Linked DNA regions of Homo sapiens: region 1 is linked to region 2. A link is an interaction called in ENCODE POLR2A ChIA-PET data of the cell type or tissue named here. Cell type or tissue: OCI-LY7. All regions are shown on one strand.

Region 1 (8,000 bases), 640 kb after region 2:
GGTCTCTGGTTTTCCTAGGCAGAGGACCCTGCGGCCTTCCGCAGTGTTTGTGTCCCTGGGTACTTGAGATTAGGGAGTGGTGATGACTCTTAACGAGCATGCTGCCTTCAAGCATCTGTTTAACAAAGCACATCTTGCACCGCCCTTAATCCATTTAACCCTGAGTGGACACAGCACATGTTTCAGAGAGCACAGGGTTGGGGGTAGGGTCACCGATCAACAGGATCCCAAGGCAGAAGAATTTTTCCTAGTACAGAACAAAATGAAAAGTCTCCCGTGTCTACCTCTTTCTACACAGACATGGCAACCATCCGATTTCCCAATCCTTTCCCTGCCTTTCCCCTCTTTCTATTCCACAAAACCGCCATTGTCATCATGGCCCGTTCTCAATGAGCTGTTGGGTACACCTCCCAGACGGGGTGGTGGCCGGGCAGAGGGGCTCCTCACGTCCCAGTAGGGGCGGCTGAGGAGAGGCGCCCCTCACCTCCCGGACCGGGCGGCTGGCCGGGCGGGGGGCTGACCCCCCCACCTCCCTCCCGGACGGGGCGGCTGGCCGGGCGGGGGGCTCACACCCCCACCTCCCTCCCGGACGGGGCGGCTGGCCGGGCGGGGGGCTGAACCCCCCACCTCCCTCCCGGACAGGGCGGCTGGCCGGGCAGGGGGCTGACCCCCCACCTCCCTCCCGGACGGGGCGGCTGGCCGGGCAGAGGGGCTCCTCACTTGCCAGTAGGGGCGGCCGGGCAGAGGCGCCCCTCACCTCCCGGACGGGGCGGCTGGCCGGGCGGGGGGCTGACCCCCCCACCTCCCTCCCGGACGGGGCGGCTGGCCGGGCGGGGGGCTGACCCCCCACCTCCCTCCCGGACGGGGCGGCTGGCCGGGCAGAGGGGCTCCTCACTTCCCAGTAGGGGCGGCCGGGCAGAGGTGCCCCTCACCTCCCGGACGGGGCGGCTGGCCGGGCGGGGGGCTGACCCCCCCACCTCCTTCCCGGACGGGGCAAATCTGAAAAATTCTGAAGCACATTTGTTCTTAAGGATTTTAAGTAAAAGATGAGGACCCCCGTAGTACAGTTTTGGGGAAACACAACAGCATATATAAGTATTTTTATTTTTTGAGATGGAGCCTTGCTCTGTCACCCAGGCTGAAGTGCAGTGGCGTGATCTCGGCTCACTGCAACCTCTGCTTCCCGTGTTCAAACGATTCTCGTGCCTCAGCCTCCTGAGTAGCTAGGAAAACTGGCGCGAGCCACCATGCCTGGCTTATTTTTGTATTTTTAGTAGAGATGGGGTTTCACCATGTTGGCCAGGCTGGTCTCGAACTTCTGACCTCAATTGATCCACCTGCCTCGGCGTCCCAAAGTCCTGGGATTACAGGCGTGAGCCACTGTTCCCTGGCCACAGCAGCATATTTTAATACTTGTTTTTGAGGCTTAGTTTATTTAGTTTTCCTGTGAAACAGTTAAGTAGCCAAATACAAAAATGTAGGCATGCGTTTGAATTTCAGACTTCTGACAGTATTTTCAGAGATAGCATGTGCATGAAAGCATGAAAAGGTTTGCTCTGGCAGTTACACAACCTTAAAGTTCAGTTTAAGTAATTTTTTTTTTGTTTGTTTTGGCATGAAGTCTCGCTCTGTTGCCCAGGCTCCAGTGCAATAGCAAGATCTTGGCTCACTGCAACCTCCACCTCCCAGATTCAAGCAGTTCTCCCACCTCGGCCTCCCAAGTAGCTGGTATTACAGGTGCCTGCCACTACGCCCGGCTAATTTTTGTATTTTTAGTAGAGACAGAGTTTCACCATGTTGGCCAGGCTGGTTTCCAACTCCTGACCTCAAGGGATCTGCCCACCTCGGCCTCCCAAAGTGCTGGGATTACAGCTGTGAGCCACTGTGCCCGGCCCAGTTTAACTAATCTTTATTGAGGTTTTTTTTTGTGTGTTTTCTGCAACACATTTGGGACTTTCAATTTTTAAGGTTGACAGTCGTTTCAGCATGGCTGTTTTGGAATTAGTGGGCTCTTGAATACACCAGAAAGCATAGCACCATTTCACAGCTTGTAAAGTCTGCGGTTTGAAAAATGGAAATAGTTCGTTTATTGGCATATTTGACATGTTAATTGAACGTACCTGTTATCTAAAACATTATTAATGGAATACTTTTGCCTTGATTTCTGCTTAACATGTTTAGCTAAGCGTACTTATAATTAATACCCCTTTTAGTAGTTATTTGTTTTACTCTCTTGGTTTGCAAATTGGCTGAATAAAATGAATATTTCTTCAGACAATTAAGGACAAAAGCTCTGTATGCAATGATAACACGGAGGGCTTAGATTTCCTTGGCATAGTGATTCTTAACCCTGGCTACACATTAGAATCACTTCGGGAACTTTTTTTTTTTTTTTTTGAGATGGAGTCTCGCTCTGTCACCCAAGCTGGAGTGGAGTGGCGCGGTCTCAGCTCACTGCAAGGTCTGCCTCCTGGGTTCACCCCATTCTCCTGCCTCAGCCTCCCGAGTATCTGGGACCACAGGCGCCCACCACCACGCCTGGCTAATTTTTTGTATTTTTAGTAGAGACGGGGTTAGCCAGGATGGTCTTGATCTCCTGACCTCATGATCCGCCTGCCTCAGCCTCCCAAAGTGCTGGGATTACAGGCTTGAGCCACCGCGCCCGGCCCACTTCGGGAACTTTTTAAAACACTTGTACCCATCCCCAGATACTCTGATTTATTTGGTCTGGAGTGGGTGTTATGTACTGGTATTTTTTAAATATCCCTATATGATTCTAAATTGTAGCTATGTTTGAGAAGTGCTGCTTGGAGGAGAGCTTCCTTAGTAATGGTCTTTTGCTGTAGTTGCCATTTTGGGAGGTAGTATATTTGTTTTGCTATGTGCTCTTTGCTAACAACAACAACAAAATCCAAAAAACTAATGTGTTAGCCTTTTTGTTTTACATAGCTAAGAAGCACTTACAGAACAGTAACGTAAAGTTCTGGGAGTTAAAAGCCAGATATTTTTGTCAAACAACTTTAATGATACAAGTTTACAATCAGTTTATCATAGTTGTCTATTAATGGCTTCCAGAGTATTTACCATTGTGCTATGATTGGAGCCTTATGTAATTTGGATATCCTTAACATTTTGAAATAATTGCACATAATTACCTTAACACTACCCATCTTTGGTATTGCCAACAATACTGTGCTGTGACCTTTTGTGTGTACTGCCCACTTTGTGCTTTCTTGTAATTGTTAATGTTTGTCTTTCCTAGTGCTTTTAAAATGAGAAGTGTTCTTAATGTTTATGTGGAATTTCAATCCAACCATTATTTGTAAGTGCATAATTTTGTTTACTGCTTTTTTGATTTACAATAGAAGAGTTATCACTTTAAACATTTTATATCATTAGGCTTTCATTGATATATTTGACAAGAGTATTATCTGACAAGAGAAAATAACTGATTGCTTGTAATTATTAGAATTTCGAATAATCAAAAGCATGCTTTTATTCTTTCCGTAGGTTATGGAAAGAATTCCTTTTGAATTGAGATAAAATGTATCATTTAAAAAAAGTTTTTGTTGACTCCTTGATCTTACTTTTGGGGCTTGATCTTCCCTTTTCAAAACTTACTTAACCTTACTTTTTCAAAATGCCTGGTTTTGAAATGTGGCTCTGCAGCCTACTGTAATTTTAGGCAAGTTATTTAACTTCCGTGTGTTTCAGTATACTCATCTGTATTGGTTACTGATTTAACTTCTGTGTATCTCAGTATACTCATCTTTATTGGTCATACTCATCTGTTACGGTCAGAGAAGATACTTTGTATGATATCTGTCTTTCAAAATAAAATATCTTGTGGCTTAACATATAGTCTATCCTGCAAAACGTCCCATGGCACTTCTGAACAATGTATGTGCTGCTGCTGTAGGGTAGTGAGCGTTGTATATGTCTGTTAGATCTAGTTGGTTTGTGTTAAGTCCTCTATTTCCTTATCTTCTTTTTGGTTGTTCTATCCATTTTTGGGGATGGAGGGTGTATTGAAGTCTGAAACTATTATTGTAGCACTGTCTGTTTCTCTCTTCAGTTCTGTTGGTTTTTGCATTGTACATTTTGATGATCATTAGATACGTAAATGTTTATAAATGTTATATCTTCTTGCTGTATTGAACCTCTTACTAATATGTAATGTCTTTTATCTCTTGTAATCTTTTTTGTTTTAAAGTCTATTTTGTCTTATAGTCACCACCCTGCTATCTTTTGGTTACTGTTTCCATGGAATATTTTTTCCATCCTTTCACCTTCAATCTGTTTGTGTCTTTGGATATAAAGTGAGTCTCTTGTAGATGGACGTAGTTGGATCAGGTGCTTTTAATCCATTCTGCCAGTCTTTTGATTGGAACATTTAACCATTTACATTTAAAGTAATTACTGTTAAGGAAGGAGGGCCAGGTGCAGTGTTTCATTCCTGTAATCCCAGCACTTTGGGAAGCTGAGGTGGGAGGAACACTTGAGTCCAGGAGTTTGAACCAGCCTGGGCAACATAATGAGACCGTGTTCCTACAAACAAACAAACAAAAAAATATTAGCCAGGCATGGTGGCACGCACCTTTAGTCCTAGCTACTCAGGAGGCTGAAGCAGGAGGATCACTTGAGCCCAGGAGATCGAGGCTGCAGTGAGCTATGATCATGTCACTGCACTCCAACCTGGATGACAGAAGGAGACCCTGTCACACACAAAAAGTAAAAAGAAGGACCTCTGTCATTTTGCTATTTGTTTTCTATAGGCATATATCCTTTTGTTCCTTATTTCCTGCATTACTATTTTTTTGTTTAGCTGATTTTTTTTGTAGTGAAATGTTTACATTTCTTTGCATTTTCTAATTTTTATTTTATTTTATTTTTAAATAGAGACTGGGTTTTGCCATGTTGCTCAAGCTTGTCTCAAACTCCTGGGCCCAAGTGATCTATGTCTCGGACTCTCAAAGTGCTGGGATTACATGTGTGAGCCACTGCTCACATCTCATTTTCTTTTGAGTATATTCTGTAGTTACTTTTTGTGTGGTTACCATGGGGATTACATTAAACATCCTAAATATTGTAATTTCAATTTATACCAGTTTAACTTTGACATATAAAAACTCTGCTCCTTTATAGCTCCTTTCCCACCTCTTTCAGTATTTGATTTCCCCTAATTACATCTTTATACATTGTGTGCCCCAAAGCATAAACTAATAATTCTTTTAAATGCATTAGTTTATTGTTTAGAAAACAAAGTGTGGATGTAGGGGCCAAGGGAAACTTCCCTTTTGCCCTCTGAAGATTGGCTGAAAAATCAACTCAGACAAGGTGGATTAATTGGAGGAAAGACATACACATGTATTTAATGTGAACATGGGGCGAACCACAGAGTGATTCCCCACATCCCAATGTAGTTCAGAAGCTTATATACCATCCTGGTGAAACAGGTTATGGGAAGGGGGAGAAGAGGAATTCTGTTGATAGGATTGCTAGGGACAATGGATCAGAGAACAGAGATTAACTTGTACATTATCTTGTGAAGGGTCTGTTTAGGTGTGGTTACCTTCTTGGTCCTACAGGAGGAGAAGAAAAGCAGTTGTTCGTTTTGGTGGGTCTGGATCTTAGGCAGATGAAGGCTTTGGGATATGGTGGGGGGCATCAGGAGGGCAGGGAGGAAAGTCAGAGAGACCTTGAGGCTTCTTCATTCAGCATGTCAAAATGCCATATTTTGGGTATCACTGAGCCCCAACATGGAGGTACAAACCAAGGAACTAAAATTGACCAACAGCCTTCGTAATTTACCCTCCAAGCCTTTCCCGGAAAGTTGCAAGCCTTCAGTAGACTCCAGAGTTACATCTAGACTCAGCTCTGTTGCTGTTCAGTGAGTGAGTGCTAGCTAGCCTGAAGGTGGGTAGTGCGGAATGCACTCACGGTAGCACTTTGAGCTAGATTCATGTATTATCTCATTTTATTCATGAGAAAACTGCGTCCTAGAGGAGGTTACCAACTTTCCTAAAGTCATACAGCTACCAGGTGGAAGACTGTTTGTTGGACTCAACTCTGTCTTATGCCAGAGCATCTCTTGTTAGCCACTACTCTCTGCTGCCTCCTGTAATTAAGTAAATATAACACATTACGATATGTGTTAAAATGGCTAGTGGAAGGTGCTTTGGGAGCACATAGGAAGGAGTAAATAATTATATTTTGGGATTTGGGGAAGTGTTTCATGCAGAGGAGGTGACACGAGATAGGTCTTAAAAGGTAAGTGGGAGAAGGGCATTCCATATATAGGGGAAAGTATATGCAAAAGCATGGAGGTGTTTAGTAAATGGTAAAGATTTGAATGTGATTGGCACTTACGACCAACTCAGGTATTTTAAGAGGGTTATACTTTATCCTGTAAGTTATTTGGTAAACAATGGAGGTTTTAAAGTATGGTAATAAAACATGGTCAGTTTGGCTTTTGTGGAATATTGTGTGGAGAATGGTTTGGTGGGTGGAGGGGGAGGTTGGTGATGGCTGGGTGGGAAACTAGATGGAGGGGGTGTCCATTTCAGAGGCTCTTTCCAGTGACAGGTGGTCAGATTAGAAAGAGAATTCTAAGAAAGCTTGGACTGTTTATTGAATATAAGTACTGAGGAGAGAATGAGAGTGGAGTGCAGATTTTGAATTTTCACTCATTTCTAGGATTACTTATTTCTTGTCCTCTTGAAAGCTTTTGGTGATTGGCCCAATGATCAGTTTGGGGATTTAAGTGCAGGGAAAAGAATGGGGATGAATTTTTTTTTGAGACTGGATCTCATGTTGTTACCCAGGTTGGAGTGCAGTGGCACCATCACTGCTCCACTGCAACCTCAATCTCCTGGGCTGAGCCATCCTTCTGCCTCAGCCTCCCGAGTAGCTAGAACTGCACGTGCACACCGTCACTCCCTATAGAGTTGTAATTACAGTAGGATGGGTTATCTCAGTCTCCTGTTGAGTGGTTTGGTTTTTTTGTTCTTTTTTTTGACAATAACTTCTTGTCCGATAGTGAGTGTTTTTGTTTTTTGTTTTGTTTTGTTTTTGAGACAGGGTCTCACTCTGTCACCCAGGCTGGAGTGCAGTAGCACAATCTTGGCTCACTGCAACCTCTGCCTCCCAGGCTCAAGTGATCCTCCCACCACAGCCTCCAAGTAGCTGGGACTACAGGTGCGCCATCATACCCAGCTAGTTTTTATAATTTTTGTAGAGATAGGGTTTCACCAGGTCACCAAGGCTGTGTTTTTTAACATTAGAAAAAACTAGCTTGTATCAGCTTTGTATTCAAAGGGATATGTCTTAATGTTCATATTTAGAGCTTATGGTTGATGTTTGGTTTGAGACAGAGTCTTGCCCTGTTGCCCAGGCTGGAGTGCAGTGGCATGATCTCAACTCACTGCAACCTCTGCCTCCTGGGTTCAAGTGATTCTCCTGCCTCAGCCTCCTGAGTAGCTGAGATTACAGGAGCCCACCACCACGCCTGGCTAATTTTTGTATTTTTAGTAGAGACGGGGTTTTTCCATGTTGGCCAGGCTGGTCTTGAACTCCTGACCTCAGATGATCCGCCCGCCTCAGCCTCCCAATGTGTAGAGCTTACAGTTTTCTCAGGCTTTAGCTCTTGAAGGAATATTAGCGATCTGATAAAACTTTAAATTGTTTTAAAAAGTTATTCCTTCTTTGTTCTATCCTGACAGAGGGGTGTATCAGACATGCAGCATATACACACTTAAGTCCTATACAGAGGAAAGCAGTTGGGAACTTGGCAGTAGGAATTACAGGACAACATGAAGGTTTTATAAATGTGGTGACAAACATTAGATTAATAACTGCATTATGTTGGCCGGGTGTGGTGGCTCACACCTGTAATCCCAGCACTTTGGGAGGCTGAAGGCGGGCAGATTGTTTGAGGTAAAGAGTTTGAGACCAGCCTGGCCAACATGGTGAAACTCCGTCTCTACTAAAAATACCTGTAA
Region 2 (8,000 bases):
TAAATTTTCTCTCCAGTCCTTTGGGATTTTCTCTGCTTATTGTGGTTCAAGATACCATCCACACTTCAGACTCTAAAGAGTTAGATAAGACTCTAGTTTATTTAGTCCAACAGTTTATTTCCCAAAGTATGTTCTGCTGATAACTGTTTTCTGTTAAAAAAAAGAAAAAAGAAAAAAAAAGCATCCCTTTGAGCTGCAACTGTTTGGGATATGATGGATTAAACAATATAAAACAGGTTTCTTTACTGCAGGACTTATGGGCTTCAGTCTGCTGGTACGCATCCTGAAGTCCCTAAAGGGTGACAGTGTATATTAAGTATTTTCCAGATCCTTTTTTTAAACCACAGATCACTTTTTAAACACAGTGTGTAATTAGGCTAGTGTTCTGGATTCTCCCAAATTGCCTGTAACTTTGCCTATGGACAGGTACACATTTATTTACCTTCCACTTTCCTCTAAATGTTGCTTCTTAGTGACCCATCTCCGATTTCCATTTCCTGCTTAAACTTTCTCATTCCCTTGGCAAACAAATGTTTTCCTTCCCTACTTACAAAACATACTAGAGGAGATGTTCATTCAACAACCCATAACTTTTCAAGTAATCTGGACATTTTCCCCTCTATACCTCTGAGTCCACATTACTACTTTTACTTTGAACTTTTTTTTTTTTTTTTTTTTTTTTCATTTAGGCCATTAACCAGGAGTCCATGGATGGGACTTAGTGGGTCCATAAGCCCCTGAAATCATATCCAAATCACATGCAAAATGTCTTAGGTAACCACATTTTTCTAGAGATCAGGCAACACACATTTCCTCAAACAGGTCCATTATTCCTCAAAAACCACTGGGAAACAATAACAAAAATAGTACTATAAAAATGTTTTCAATGCTAAGGGATAATAGGATGGGGAAGAGAAAGGTAGAAAATAAAGCATTTGACCTTCATGGTAAAATAATGCACACTGACAGGTTATAAGCTTTGGGGGCATTCCTCAAAATAAAGAAACATTTCAGGAAGAAAAAAATATGAATGGAAAGTTTAAACAAAACGGACAAGAAGGAAGCAGTATCTGGGCAGTCTGACAGAATGAAGGGGACCAGGGCCTGCCACCATTAAAATATTTCTTACTGAATCTCAAAATATTCTATACTTGGCCCATTAATGTAAAAAGTCCATTTCTGGCAGAATTATCAAACTCATCACTAACAAGGTAAATTGGCAGCTTGGCATTTGAACACCATCAGGCCCCTCATAACCACGTGCAAACACAGAGGTCACTAATTTCATGTTGTGTGCAAAAAAACTCCCTTAGACAGAAGTGACTTAAAACAGGAGAGGAGATTTTATCCTAAAGTCTTAGGAATGGGAAATGTAGGAAGGCAGATTTTATATGGTTTTTGCTTTCTTTGATCCTTTCTTTTCAAGGGTAAACAATCTATCTTTAGGATTTGTATTAACAAATCGCCTTCCTTCCAGAAACATACACTTCTATGAGAGAGAACATAAAATAATAAAAGTTACAGAAACTACAAAAACTTATGTAAATGGTCTCAATGAAAGGGCAAAGGGGTCCCCTGTACCCAGTACCTTTGCCGAGTTATTAAAAAATGAAAACTTTGTTGCATTTCTTACAAAACAATGAGTATGCTTGGGAAATGAATTCAATATCATAAGCCCCAAACTTTTTCTATGTATCACTAAATTTAGCTTAAGCTGAAGAAGGGAGAGGTCACAGTTACAATGAAAAGTTTTTTCTCTCTACCTCCTCCTTCAGAAGTACTTCCCAGTATTTCCGAAAATTCAATTTGCATTCCACATCACTACCTAAAAACACAATTATGCTCATACCTCTCATAAGCTCAACAGAAATAAGAATGTTTTAGGCCTCGACAACCTGTAGCTTGATGAGTTTTTGCAAAATCCAGCTGCTTGTGGGAGGGGGAGCAGAAAGAGTAGAAGTCACACCTGGGAGGGAAAAATCTATCCTTGAATACAACATTAATATTAGGAGGATAAACTGAAATCTGAGCCTAGTGTTGTTTGGGGAACCACCATGAAAATACTTTGGATTATAAGCATCTCCACCAAAATCACACATTGTCCCTGACACGTAGGTACCAACGTGCTGAAAAGGTTGCATAAGCACATAAAGGAAGGGAGAGCTGCCTACAAAACTTTGCTTAGGTGTAGCCCATTCTTATCTCACAGCATAGGGACTGGCAGGAGTCATGTTTGGAAAGAGCTGGAGCTGTGCCACATTCAACAAGGCCCGATTTGGGGATGAATGGGCATGCCAGTGCCTAGCCATTCTGCCCTACACCTACTGGGTCACTGAGACACACCAGACCCACAGGGCCATGGGGCACAAGGGGTCCGGAAAGACCAGGGCCACTCCCTGCAAGGCAGACCTGAGATTTGCCACCTATATTTTTAGAGTTCAAAAAGCAGCAAAACAAAACAACATGGCCCAAGCAAGCCCAAAAGAAGCATTAGCGGGAGGTAAAGGTGGGAGGGAGAGGTGGCTGAGGCAGGGAAGGAGGGAAGAAAATGCTGCATGCCTCTGACCTTAGAAAAACCCTGGGAACTCTCCTCCTGCTGCCTTGGTCCATGGGGCTGGATCATACCTTTATTCTACAAATAAGAAACCAAAACTACTATGTTAACTTCACAGTTTTGTTTTCTTTATTTGGCTTCCAAACCTTAGGAGTATGAAATCAACCTTTTATTCTACAACTCTCCCTAAAAGAGGAAGGAGAAGAACAGGGACTCTCCTTTTTTTCTCTAAAGTTATTAACCCGTTTTCATCTTTTTGCAAACAAACTTCAGTTAAAACTTAAGTCAAATTTAAACATCTCAAGCTGCCCTTTTCCTTCTACTTAAAATTAATTCCACAACTTTTGGGGGAGGGAAAAACAAGAAACAGGAAAAAGAATATCAGCACACAGCTTTCTGCCATCTTCTCCTCACTGCTTTGGTAGTTTTAAGAAACCTCAAAGTTTACACAAACACAAAGCCAAAAGATGTCCAAAAGAAATACACAGCAAAGGCCGGTCACGGTGGCTCACACCTGTAATTCCAGGACTTTGGGAGGCCGAGGCGGGTAGATCACCTGAGGTCAGGCGTTCAAGACCAACCCTGCCAAGATGGTGAAACTCCATCTCTACTAAAAAGGTACAAAAATTAGCTGGTTGTGGTGGCACATGCCTGTAATCCCAGCTACTCGGGAGGCTGAGGCAGGAGAATCACTTGAACCCAGGAGACAGAGGTTGCAGTGAGCCAAGATTGAGCCACTGCACTCCAGACTGGGTGACAGGGCGAGACTACATCTCAAAAAAAAAAAAAAAAAAAAAAGAAGAAGAAAAGAAAAGAAAAATACACAGCAAGGCGGCCGGGTTCAGTGGCTCACACCTGTAATCCCAGCATTTTGGGAGGCTGAGGCAGGAGGATCACTTGAGGCCAGGAGTTAGAGACCAACCTGGCCAACATGGTGAAACCCCATCTCTACTACAAATATAAAAATGAGCTGGGTATGGTGGCAGGCACCTGTAATCCCAGCTACTCATGAGGCTGAAGCAGGAGAATCACTTGAACCCAGGTGGCAGAGGTTACAGTGAGCTAAGATCGTGCCACTGCACTCCAGCCAGAGCGAGACTCCATCTCAAAAAAAAAAAGAAAAAAGAAATACACAGCAAAGGAAAAAATTAATATTTACTTTTCCTTCTCCCACCAATTATTTAGCTTTCCTTAAGCCCAATTAACCTGACACAACCTTTTCTCACTCTTTCAAGCTCATCTATTTAAAAAATAGTACTACCTAAAATATCTGCACACCCTATTTCACAATCTTTTGATAAACTAGGAAATAAAAGAACATCTTGTTACTATAAACGTGTAATCCTCCCTTCTAAGAAAAAACACTTGTACCAAGTCCAGCTAACATGATCCATTAAGAACAACTAGTTCTTTCTTACAGGCTAACACTGACTAGACATGGAGAACTTGAACTTTAAAAATAAATACTCAACAATATTCCCAACATCTAGATGTTCAAACTGCTCACTAAATTATGCATTCCTAAGCACGCATCCATCTCTCTGTGGACACACCAGGAAAACGTCTCTCTAAATTATAACAGGATTGAGATAAAGACTGGAGAGCAATGAGTGCACTAAGAATCATCCTCCTCCCCTTAAGCACTCAATTACCACGTGCACCAACCATTCTTAGCGCCCTCCCAACCAATGGCTTCTCAGAGACTCTGAAACCACAACAAATGTGCAACCCGAAGCCACAGCTGTGGCCGACAAATGCCAGAAGCAAAATTCATGACACTTTATTTCAGTATTCGCACAGAAGCTTGGACAGGTGTGAGGAAGCATGGTACAATGATCTGAGGAACACCCAGCCTCTTCCCACACACACTCAAGCTTCCACCACACCTCCATTCCAGAAAACCACCAGAACCCCTACTTAAAAAATAATTTGAAGTGAATTTAAAATGCATTCTTGCTTATGACTAACAAGAACTGTGAGGTTCCTGAAAGCCAAGAACTTCTATTGCTCAAATCATGGAGCTAGGAGGAAGGCAGATGAGATGCAAAGTCTCCTAAGTGATGACGAATAAAGGAGTAACTGAAGAAATGTGAACACAAAGGGCATAGCTTACAATACTGTAAAAACTGGCGTAAATGGACTATTTGGCCTTAAGTTACACAAAAAATTCCAACCACAGCCTTTTCTAACCCCTTTTTTCGGTTCAAATCAACTTTATGAGGTGTAACTTACATACAAAAAACTGCACCCATTTTAAGCATATGCTTACACGAATTTGGGCAAATATATTTACACCAGTGTAAGCACCACCACAATTAAGATATAAAACATTTCATATTTCCCTGAAAAGTTCCCTTCTGCCCTTTTGCAGTCAACCTCCTCCAATCCCCATCACCCCTGGCAATCGCTGATCTGCTTCCTGTTGCCATAAGTTAGTTTTGCCTTTTCTAGAATTCCACAGAAATGGAATCAAACAATAGTTACTCTCCTGTTCAGGCATTTTTCTCTCACAATGTTTTTGACATTCATCCATGCTATGTATCTGTGGCGTGTTCCTTCTTATTGTAGAGCAGTATTCCCTTTGTACTGACATGTCACTATTTTCCAAACTTTTTTTTTTTTTTAACTAAAAAGAGGGTGGTGCTTAGCTTTAAAACAAATACATAAAACTTCCTAAGGATACTGTAATATTTTTCTCTCAAAGTAATCAGAACTTATAAGTAACTTTGCATAAAGTACAATCCCAAAATCTCGGCTTCAGAAACACGAAGTTTTGTTTTGTGTCACCTCCCTATACAATAACTGGCTCAATCAAATGGAAAGAAAAACGATAACTTGAGATGTTTTGTTTACAGCCAGCTCAAGATGTTATTTCAAGCTGCTGAAGAACTATGAGGAAACTGTATCCAAGCAAATTTTCACGTGCTGCTTCCTGAATGCCTGACCGAAAAGTGAACTTTATTTAGGACTTCAGTTTAATTTGGGTTCCAACCCTTCTGCTTTTTCCCGATGATTTAGAATTTTGGATTTCATGCTGACTCCCAGCTACCCCACCATCAGAAGGATGTAATGAGATTTCCCTTGAGGTGGGACTGCCCTGAGTTCTGTCTGGAAAAGAAAATAAATAGACCATTTAAATTTTGTGTAACCTAACTGCCCAAATGATGCACGACTGCTAGTGTTTCCAAGGGAATACAACTTGGGAAACTCTGTTCTAACAGGTAAGAAGTATAAACCTAGTAGTTTCAGGATGGCTGGCTGTCTACAACAGGCCTGGTTATTCTCAATGTCAGTGGACCATACTTATCCCAATGTGGGGTACAAAAATGAAAATAAACAGTTTCTAAAAGGTCACCCGATAAGTCCCAGCTACACCTGAGATGTGAAATGCTGTAACACTCCTGAGCCCCCATCTCCTTACTCATGCTTCAAACAGATCTTTACAAGTCACAAGGGCAGGCAGCAACATCTTCTAAAGGATGAGGCCTACCTACATGAGAAGGCTGTTGCCTGTCTACTCTGCCTCATTAACTAGTTTGGCACTCTGAGCCCACCACCAAGTGCTGGGCCTCAGTTTCGTCTGCTGTCAGGGGAGGCAGCTGAGCTAGGATGAGCTCTAACGTTATCTCCAATCTGAAAGCTGTCATATGAGGCTCAAAAAAGCGCCACAATCCCAATACTAAAATGAGAAAAGTTGCATATTTTTAAAACCATATTTGCAAGCAAGGCATCCAAAATTCTGACAAGAACATCAGTCTCAATTCTTCATTCCTAATTCTTGGCCATTGTAAACTCTAAATAAGTACTTTTCTTTTGTCTATCCATTACTTCTTTTCTTTCCTCTAATTTGAGTACAGGTTGAGTATCCCTCATCCAAATTACCTGGAAGTGTTTCAGATTTCAGATTTCTTCAGATTTTGGAATATTTGCATATACATAATAAAATATCTTAGGGATACGACCCAGGTTTAAACAGGAAATTCACTTATGTTTCATACACACCTCATACACATAGCCTGAAGATAATTTCATTTAGTATTTTAAATAATTTCGTGCACAGAACAAAGTTTTGACTGCAACCCCTTACATGAGATTGGATGTGAAATTTCCCACTTGTAGTGTCATGTCAACGCTCAAAAAGTTTCAGATTTTGGAGCATTTTGGATTTCAAATTTTCAAATTAGGGATGCTCAATCTGTATTATTTCTCAAAAAAAGGTGGGTGCTGGGTGTGGTGGCTCACGCTTGTAGTTCCAACTACTCAGGAGGCTGAGGTGGCAGGATCCTTTGAGCCCAGGAGTTCCAGTCTGCAGTGAGCATGCCACTGCACTCCAGCCTGCATGACAGAGTAAAGCCATCTCAAAAAAAAAAAAAGATTTAAATTAAATCCTATTAATGAATTCCAGTCTTCATATTTAACTTTATACAGCTATGTACCTGTGTTTGCCTGCATACTTATGTTTAAGGTTTTTCTATTAAGACATTGCACTGAACATGATATCCTTTAAGAATAACTCTCTTAATACCCATAACGTGATCGAGGATAAAAAAGTTTCTGGAAAAAAATAGCACCTGCTCTTGCAACAGTTCATCCTGGCAGCATGCTTTTGTTTTGATTATTCATGAAATTGCAGATTCACTCTTTAGCTTGACTAACATTCAGTAGGAAATAGTTGTGTGTTTTTAACATACTTACAATTGGAAGGCTCTATCTTAGAATCAGCAAAAGGCAACACTGTGTAATCCAAAAGTCCCCTAAATTTCCCATAAGGATCTGAAGAAGGCATTGGTTTCTTCAGAGACATCAGTCACAGGAACTCACATGAACAGCCAGTCACCCCTGCCTAACTCCTCCTCCTGCTCTTAATGGCAACTAAAGCTAAGGTTCCACCCCTGGGCTAGGCTGCAGGGGAGTGGACCTGCAAGTCTGCACTGGAAACCCGGAAAAGGCTGCCTGACTGGGGAATAATGCATGCACTCTAAGAACAAAAGCCTGCCTTAAACGAAGAACTTTCCAAGACAGTCAGGAATGGCAGGGCTGAGAGAATGCTGGCAGGAGTGTTTGTGCAAGCACACAGTCCTTCTTAGTACTGAATGTCCCCAGCACTTGGAGAGGAAGTAAACAAAGATTCGGGTTGTGCTTGTGTCTGTGTAGCCCAGGGCAGCCAAGGCCTGGCCCGGTCAAGACTCCCAGCTCCGGGGCAGGGGGTGCTTATGTCACAGAGCTCCAAAATGTGGGCTGCGTGTGCCCAGGAAAAATTATAAAGGCCAGTTTAAATACAGCCTATATTTCTCTCTACCACTTAGATTTTTTCTTTATTTTCAAAAACAATAATTTTCTGAAGTTAAGTAAAACTGGAACATGGAAAACAACTACTTGCGAAACAGTCCACAGGACTCCATGACAGCCTCCATTCTCCTCCTTAAGACGGATTTGCATCAAACTT

The links. ChIA-PET counts read pairs that join two places held together with the same protein. Peaks named below come from ENCODE experiments on the same cell type or tissue, not always from the same donor. Only the 100,000 strongest peaks of a DNase experiment are listed, where the experiment ranks them.
Region 1: POLR2A ChIA-PET joins it to region 2 with 32 read pairs; 2 of 35 experiments call an interaction of 5 or more read pairs at or near these places.

Annotation. Positions count from the first base shown.
Region 1 is chr6:107,946,370-107,954,369 of GRCh38, reverse strand. All of the region lies in intron 1 of SEC63 (SEC63 protein translocation regulator), which reads left to right. Among named protein-coding and RNA genes, the nearest start is that of SEC63, 7.8 kb to the left of the region's middle. RefSeq lists a silencer at 1,031-1,325. In OCI-LY7, no CTCF peak of the experiment used is centred here; no DNase peak of the experiment used is centred here.
Region 2 is chr6:108,589,065-108,597,064 of GRCh38, reverse strand. All of the region lies in intron 1 of FOXO3 (forkhead box O3), which reads right to left. Among named protein-coding and RNA genes, the nearest start is that of FOXO3, 32 kb to the right of the region's middle. In OCI-LY7, no CTCF peak of the experiment used is centred here; DNase peaks (open chromatin) are centred at 4,284 and 7,434; H3K4me3 peaks cover 3,918 bases; H3K27ac peaks cover 4,594 bases.